2 separate regions of the Homo sapiens genome follow, and region 1 is linked to region 2. A link is a loop called in an ENCODE intact Hi-C map of the cell type or tissue named here. Cell type or tissue: HepG2. All regions are shown on one strand. Links, peaks and the distances in the headings refer to the core of each region. The heading gives the core; the rest is flanking DNA. Region 1 has its middle 4.3 kb from the start of SCD. Region 2 has its middle 38 kb from the start of WNT8B.

Region 1 (4,396 bases), core at 264-4,263, 83 kb before region 2:
CCCACCTCAGTGCTCCCAGGCTGGTACAACTTTTCTGAGCCTTGCAAAATACAGGTAAATATGTGGGTAAATATTAGTAGATTATCAAAGCACCTAGCACAGTGCACATAAATAGATGCTTAAATAAATAAAAATAAATTTTAAAAAAACACTAAATGACTCTGTCACCAGCCCATTCTCTTCCCCTACCCGATTCTAGGGGCACCTCTTAGGAAGGGCGCCCCTCTCTCTTCCCTGAACTCCGACCCTGTTTAATATAGTATGTTTACACTCTGCCTTCATCAGATGCTAGCCTGCCCAGTTTGCTATTGTGCTTTGTCCTGTTTCTCTTAGAAATCTGTGAGCTCCCCAGGGGTGGGAGCAGAACTTTGGCTCCATTCTCCCCCACACAGCAGAGAATTGACTTTCCGCTGGGCACAGGGGAGGCTCAGTCAACACTCTATCCCCATGTGGCTACGTTGGCTTAGAGGCACAGAATGGGAGAGAAGCAGGCTCTTGGCTGAGGAAAAGCCCTGGGCGAGCACTGAGGGAAGCTTGGCCTCAGACATAGCCAGCTGCCCTCTGGACCTCGCAGCCCTGCTGTGCCCAGCTCAGCTGCTGTGTCAGTGCAAAGCCAGGGTGACATCAGCTGTGGGAGAGGTTACTGTCAGGCAAAGGGAAGGCCAGGAGAGAGATGGCTGGCTGGGGCACGAGGCTAGAAGGACTCAGGAAACAGTTCCCTTGTAGGGGAAGCAGCAGCTTGGGAGGGGCAGTTGGGAGGAGAGAAGCAAAAGGGGTGAAGGGCCAGGAATGGCCAGGGCCTGCCTGTTCCTTTCACCTACAGCAGGGAGAGAGGCATGGGTTCAGAACTCTGGAAGAGAGTGTGACCTTCCTGGGAGCACTCTTAGCAACTGCAGGAAGCAAATGGGGATTTACCTCTCTACGACCAGGAAGGCAACACAGGAGCCGGGCACGGTGGCTCATGCCTGTAATCCCAACACTTTGGGGGGCTGAGGCGGGTAGATCACGAGGTCAGGAGTTCGAGACTGGCCTGGCCAGTATGGTGAAACCCCATCTCTACTAAAAATACAAAAGTTAGCCAGGAGGGGTGGCATGCACCTGTAATCCCAGCTACTTGGGAGGCTGAGGCAGGAGAATTGCTTGATTCTGGGAGGCAGAAGTTGCAGTGAGCCAAGACTGTACCACTGCACTCCAACCTGACAACAGAGCAAGACTCCGTCTCAAAAAGAAAAAAAAGAAAGAAAGAAAGAAAAAACGCGGGGGCAAGCTGCTCTTCTCTCTTTACTTTGGCTCAGAAGCTGAGTCAGGGCAAGAGAGACTTTCCCTTCAGCTTGTTTATTTGTTGTTGGAGGCCCTAGGCCTGTGTTTGCTTTTCCTCTCCATGTGTTCATCCTAGATGGCTTGCTCAGAATGGGGTAGCCTTCCAGGCTGGGGAAAGATCCCCTATGGGCCTCCAGAGGAGGGAGGGAGTAGTCTGTGGCCTGGGAAAAGGCATCTTTGTAAGGTCAGACCACTGCAGAAATCTCTGGCCCTGGTCCTGGTCCTAAGACATTTGTCCCCAGGCCTCATCTGCTGGGACTGTCAGTACCCATCTCACACATTCTGCCCTGAGACATAAACTGCTTCCAGTCACACGCACTATCTGATCTGAGGACGTACCCCAGGGCCCCAGGGATAGGTAACAATAAGTTGGTGGAGGCCCGTCCGCCAGTATGCATACCTGTGTGTGCAGACATTCCCGTGTGTGAGCACACACAGAAAGGGCTGGAGTGAGAGGAAGATCATGGCTCTGTGGATAGTGTGGAGAGACAGATGTCTGCCAACAGAGGGAGGTGTGGGGCTAGTGCACTGGCCTCTTCTCTACCGGGGAAAGACGTGCTACACCATCTATCCAGCCTGGGGCCCAGGAGGAGCCATATTCAAGGGTCCTCGTTCATAGTATATCAGGTCAGTCTTTTCCTCCTCTAGGTCTCTGAACTTGCCAACTGCCCTTCTCCACACTCACCCTTAATGGTCCCTTCGGATTTAGCACCGTCTCCTCCGGGAAGTCTTCTCTCGTTCTCTGGAGCTGGTCTGGAGTGTACCTTTCCTCTGGAGCCTATAGCTCAATCATCTAGAGTTATAAAGATACAGTGGCTGACGCCTGTAATCACAGCACTTTCGGAGGACAAGGCAGGTGGATCACTTGAGGTCAGGAGTTTGAGACCAGCCTGGCCAACATGGCAAAATCTCATCTCTACTAAAAATACAAAAATTAGCCGGGTGTGGTGGTGCACGCCTGTAATCCCAGCTCCTTGGGAGCTTGAGGTAGGAGAATTGCTTGAACCCCAGAGGTGGAGGTTGCAGTGAGCTGAGATCGTGCCACTGCACTCCAGCTTGGGCAACAGAGCAAGACTCCACCCCCACCCCCCAGGTTCAAGCGATTGTCCTGCCTCAGCCTGCCTCAGCCTCCCAAGCAGCTAGGATTATAGGTGCCCGCCACCACCCTGGGCTAATTTTTTGTATTTTTAGTAGAGACGGGGTTTCACCATGTTGCCCAGGCTGATCTGGAACTCCTGACCGCAGGCGATCTACCCGCCTCGGCCTCCCAAAAGTGCTAGCATTACAAGCGTGAGCCACCATGCCCAGTCTTTAGTTTTTTTTTTTTTTTATACTTTTCTTATTGAGATATAATTTATATACCATAGAATTCATCCATTTAAATCATACAATTTAATGGCTTTTAGTATATTCACAGGTTGTGCATCCATCACAATCCATTTTAGAACAGTTTTATTACTCCAAAAATAAACCCTGCATTCCTTAGCCATCACCCCCCAACATCCTCCATCCTCCTTCCAAGCCCTGGGCAACCACCAATCTACTTTCTGTCTCTATAAATTTGCCAATTCTGGACATTTCATATAAATGGAAGCAAACAACATGTGAGACTTTGTGACTGGCTGCTTTCACTTAGCATTCTATTTTTAAGGCTCATTATGTTACAGTACTTAGCAGTACTTCATTCTTTTTTATTCTCAAATGGTATTCCACTGTGTGGGTATCCCATATCATATTATTAGAGACAGGTTCTCACTCTGTCACCCAGGCTGGAGTGCAGTGGCACAATCATAGCTCACTGTAACCTCAAACTCCTGGGCTCAAGTGATCCTACTACCTCAGCCTCCAGAGTAGCTAGGACTACAGGCACACACAGCCATACCTGGCTAATTTTTTTTTTTAATTTTCATTTTATGTATTCATTTTCTTTCTTTTTTGTTGTTGTTGTTTTGAGATAGGGTCTCACTTTGTTACCCAGGCTGGAGGGCAGTGGCATGGTGACAGCTGAGCAGCCTTGACTTCCTGGGCTCAAGTGATCCTCCTGCCTCAGCCTCCCAAGTAGCTGGGACTACAAACACGTGTCACCATGCCTGGCTGATATTTTTTTTCTTGAAACAGGGTATCACTCTGTTGCCCAGGCTGGAGTACAGTGGCGTAATAATAGCTCACTGCAGCCTCCCCTCCTGGGCTCAAGCAATCCGCTGGCCTCAGCATCCTGAGTAGCTGGGACTACAGGCTTGTGCCACCAGGCCCAGCTAAGTTTTAAAAAATGATTTTTGGTATAGAGGAGGTCTTGCTATGTTGCTCAGGCTGTATTTTTATTGTTGAGACAAGGTCTCACTATGTTGCCATGATCCCCCCACCTCCACTTCCCAAAGTGCTCATCTTATCTGTTCATTAGTCAGTTGACAGACATTTAGGTTGTTTCCACTTTTTGACCATTATGAATAATACTCCAGTGAATATTCATGTATACATTTGTGTGGGCATATGTTTTCATTTCTGTTGGGTTTATATCTAGGAGTGGAATTGCTGGATCCCGGGTAATATTTTGACAGGCAGAGTTCAGGGGAAGAAAAACTTGGGAAAATGAAGCATGTTTAGAAATCAGCAAGAGTGCAGGGGTTTTTCGGAGTTTTATTTTATATTCTGTTGACAAATGTGCAGTTTGATGAAGATACAAGTTATACTAAGTGAGAAGTGAGAATTAAGGCTGGAATAGGGCGTTCAGAGTAAAATCATGAAGCACTTTGAATACCAAAATTAAGGAGCTTGGCTGTAAACAAAATAATAAAAAATCACAATTTTTTTTTTTTTTTTGAGAAAGAGTCTTGCTCTTTCACCCTGGCTGGAGGGCAGTGGTGTGATCTCAGCTCACTGCAACTTTCGCCTCCCGGGTTCAAGCAATTCTCCTGCTTCAGCCTCCCAAGTAGCTGGGACTACAGGCACTTCCCACCATGCCCAGCTGATTTTTGTATTTTTAGTAGAGATGGGATTTCACTTTGTTGGCCAAGCTGGTCTCAAACTTTTTGCTGTCATAATTGTTGTAACTATTGTTCCTTTTGCTGAGGTAGGG
Region 2 (4,396 bases), core at 256-4,255:
TCCCGAGTAGCTGGGATTACAGGCGTGCACCACTAGTGCCTGGCTAATTTTTGTAATTTTAGTAGAAAAGGAGTTTCGCCATGTTAGCCAGGCTAGGCTGAAACTCCTGACCTCAGGTGATCCACCTGCCTCGGCCTCCCAAAGTGCTGGGATTACAGGCGTGAGCCCCCACACCCGGCCCTCTTTTTTTTTTTTTTTTGAAACAGGGTCTCACTTCGGTTGCCCAGGTTGGAGTGCAATAATGTGATCCCAGCTCACTGCAGCCTTGATCTCCTGGGCTCACGTGATTCTCTCACCTTAGTCTCCTGAGTAGCTGGAACCGCAGGCATAAGCCACCATGCCCGGCTAATTTTTTTTGTATTTTTAGTAGAGATGGGGTTTTGCCATGTTGCCCAGGCTGGTCTCGAACTCCTGGACTCAAGCAATCCACACACCTAGGTCTCTCAAAGTGCTGGGATTACAGGCATGAGCCACCATGCTCAGCTTGATTTCATTCTTTTTTATGGCTGGAAATTTCTTTTTCCTTTTTTCCTGAATTGCCACAAAATCATAAGTTCTTTGAAGCCAAGGATAATGTCTAATTTATATTTGTATTAAAGTGGTTTGTCACAGTGTTAGAAAAGAAAAGGAATTTAGTAAGTACTTGCTGAATGAATGAATTTTAGAGACAGACTTAAGCGCCCTCTTCTAGATTACAATGATAGATGGAAATGTTAACAGAAATGAGTTCATGGTGTCCAGAAAAAAGTAACTAGAGAAAAGATGGGTAAAGACTAAGGGAAATGAGTCCAGGCACGGTGGATCACACCTGTAATCCCAGCACTTTGGGAGGCCGAGGCGGGTGGATCACCTGAGGTCGGGAGTTCAAGGCCGGCCTGGCCAACATGGTACAACCCTGTCTCTACAAAAATTAGCCAGGCATGATGGCGGGTGCCTGTAATCCCAGCTACTTGGGAGGCTGGGGCAGGAGAATTGGGAGGCAGAGGTTGCAGTGAGCTGAGATCATGCCATTGCATTCCAGCCTGGGCAGCAGAGGTGAGACTCTGTGTCAAAATAAACAAACAAAAAAAAGATTAAGGTAAATGAAGACTCATCTTTTTGGAGCTCCAGTCTTGGGTATATTTGAATTTGCCTCTAAGTCCCTTAATCCTCATTATCACAAATGTCCACTGAGAACAGCGCTTTGTAAGAAACACACACACACAAACATGTTTGTACTTCCCAAAGTGTGTTGAAAGGACAGCTTTCCTATCATCTCTTTATTTCTTAATCTTTCCTTATTTCTGAACTAACACACCTATTAATAAGAGTCTAGGCCAGGCGCAGCGGCTCATGACTGTAACCTCAGAACTTTGGGAGGCCGAGGGGGGTGGATCACCTGAGGTCAGGAGTTCGAGACCAGTCTGGCCAACATGGTGAAACCCTGTCTCTACTAAAAATAAAAAAAAAATAGCTGAGCGTGGTGGTGGGTGCTTGTAATCCCAGCTACTCTGGAGACTGAGGCAGGAGAATCGCTTGAAACCTAGGAAGCGGAGGTTGCAGTGAGCCAAGGTTGTGCCACTACACTCCAGCCTGGGCAACAGAGCAAAACTCCACGTTAAAACAAAACAAAAATCTTACATGTACCCTGGAAATATTGTTTTCTGGGTAGAAATTTGGCTTTCTGTACTCTTGAGCTCAGATTTCTTTTCAAATCAACTTTAACCTCTTCTGAACCAGAAGGTATGTAGTAGGAGGGATCACTAGGTGGTGAAAATGCTTTGGACATGGAGAATGCAGGTAGGAGACTCCTTCCCAACTACTTAGACTAGGAAGTTAAGGCCTTTGGGAAGCAAAGGATCTGAGAACTGGCTAGGCAGGCAACGTACATGGCATGTGCAGGCTCCTGACTGCAGAACTTTTAGGATTCAAGGTCAATTTGAGACCACAAAGGTCAGAGATGTTGTGAGGGTCTGGTTTTCTGCACCAAAGCCTTGGAAAGGCACTTTTCATGCCAACTTTTCCTGATCATTTAATTTTAAAAATGTTGAGAGCAGGGACAGAATCTGTACTTTCATTGCATTTCCCAAAGATAATCTAGTTAACAATGGGCTAAATGTACAAACAAACCTCCAGCGGTAAATGACACTTTAGGTTAATGTTTAACTTACTAACTCCTAGGAAATGAAGTGTCACCTTGTATTTTTATCACTGATTTTAAGGTTTAAAGCATTTCACACCAATGTTTTTTTTTTTATTTCTTCCAATATCCCTATAACTAGGGATATAAAAGATAAGGGACAAGAATTATGATACACAGCCGGACGCAGTGGCTCATGCCTGTAATCTCAGCACTTTGGGAGGCTGAGGTAGGCGGATCACCTGAGGTCAGGAGTTCGAGACTAGCCTGGCCAACATGGTGAAACTCCATCTCTACTAAAAATACAAAAATTAGTCGAGCATGGTGGCGCATGCCTGTAATCCCAGCTACTCGGGAGGCTGAGGCAGGAGTACTGCTTGAACCTGGGAGGCGGAGGTTGCAGTGAGCCAACATTGCACCATTGCACTCCAGCCTGGGTGACAGGGTGACACCCTGTCTCAGAAAAAAAAAAAAAAAAAAAAGAATGAAATAATGTTTTCTGCAGTAACATGGATGCAGCTGGAGGCCATTATTCTAAGCAAATTAATGCAGGAACAGAAAACCAGATACCACATGTTCTCATTTAGAAGTGGGAGCCAAACATCGGGTACATATGAACATAAAGACGAGAACAATAGACACTGGGGACTACTAGAGGAGGGAGGGAAAGAGGGGGGCAATGGCTGAAAACTACCTATCGGGTACTATGCTCACTATCAGGGTGGCAAGATCATTCATACCCCAAACCTCAGTGTCACAAAATATACACAGGTAACAAACCACCACATGTACCTCCTGATTCTAAAATAAAAGTTGAGACTTCAGAAAAGTTTGAGGATACAAAATCAATGTACAAAAATCAACAGCATTTCTATACACCAATAATGTTCAAGCTGAGAGCCAAATCAAGAATGCAATCCCATTTACAATAGCCACACACACACATACAAAACCCCAAGAATACATCTAACCAAGGAGGTGAAAGATTTCCAAGATCTTTCAAGAAGATCTACAAAAGAAGAAGAACTACACAACACTGCTAAAAGAAATCAAAAGTGATATAAACAAATGGAAAGACATTCTATGCTCATGGACTAGAAGAATCAATATTGTTAAAATGCCCATACTGTCCAAAGCAATCTATTTATTTGACACTATTCCTATCAAACTACCAATGTTATTTTTTGACAGAATTAGAAAAAACTATTCTAAAATTCACATGGAACCAAGAAAGACCTCAAATAGCCAAAGCAATCCCATGCAAAAAGAACAAAGCTGGAACATCATATTACCTGACTTCAAACTTTACTATAACACTACAGTAACCAAAACAGCATGGTAGTGGTACAGAAACAGACACATAGACCAACAGAACTGATTAGAGAACCCAGAAATAAAGCCACACATCTACAGTGATCTGATCTTCAACAAAGATGACAAAAATAAGCAATAGGGAAATGACTCCCTATTCAATAAATGGTGCTGGGATAGCTGGCTAGCCATATGCAGAAGAATGAAATTGGACTCCTATCTGTCTCCATAAACAAAAATTAACTCAAGATTGATTAATTAGGATTTAATTAGGTCAAGTGGGACCTAATTAAACTAAAGAGCTTCTTTTCTGCATAGCAAAAGAACCTATCAACAGACTAACAGATGATCTACAGAATGGGAGAAAATATTCACAAACTACATACCCAACAAAGGTATAATATCCAGAATATATAAGGAACTTACTTAAACGATTAAATAAGTGAAACCCAAATAACCCAATTAAAAAATGGGAAAAGACATGAACAGACATACAATTGACTAACAAACATGAAAAAATGCTCCAAATCACTAATTGTCAGAGAAATGCGAATGGACACCACAATGAGATACCATCTCATGCCAACTATAATGGCTATTATTAAAGAGTCAAAAAATAACAGATGCTGGCGAGGTTTCAGGGAAAAGAGAATGTTTATACACTGTTGGTGGGAATGTAAATTAGTTCAGCCACTGTGGAAAGCAATTTGGAGATTTCTCAAAGAACTGAAAACAGAACTACCAATCAACCCAGCAATCCATTACTGAGTATATATCCAAAAGAAAACAAATCACTCCACCAAAAAGACACAGCACAATAGCAAAGACATGGAATCAATCTAGGTGCCTATCAATGGTTGATTGGATAAATAAAATGTGGTACATATACGCCATGGACTACTACACAGCCATAGAAAAGAACGAAATTATGTCCTTTGCAGCAACATGGATGCAGTTGGCAGGGGG

Evidence for each region. Peaks named below come from ENCODE experiments on the same cell type or tissue, not always from the same donor. Only the 100,000 strongest peaks of a DNase experiment are listed, where the experiment ranks them.
Region 1: a loop joins it to region 2, with 5 times the contacts of the local background. A loop is called at or near these places in 109 of 110 quality-filtered maps.

Annotation. Positions count from the first base shown.
Region 1 is chr10:100,340,720-100,345,115 of GRCh38, forward strand. No RefSeq gene overlaps it. Among named protein-coding and RNA genes, the nearest start is that of SCD, 4.3 kb to the right of the region's middle. RefSeq lists an enhancer at 1,713-2,007. In HepG2, for the core only: a CTCF peak has its summit at 1,823 (motif pointing right); DNase peaks (open chromatin) are centred at 392, 1,362 and 1,812; H3K4me3 peaks cover 1,546 bases.
Region 2 is chr10:100,423,253-100,427,648 of GRCh38, forward strand. No RefSeq gene overlaps it. Among named protein-coding and RNA genes, the nearest start is that of WNT8B, 38 kb to the right of the region's middle. In HepG2, for the core only: no CTCF peak of the experiment used is centred there; a DNase peak (open chromatin) is centred at 2,119.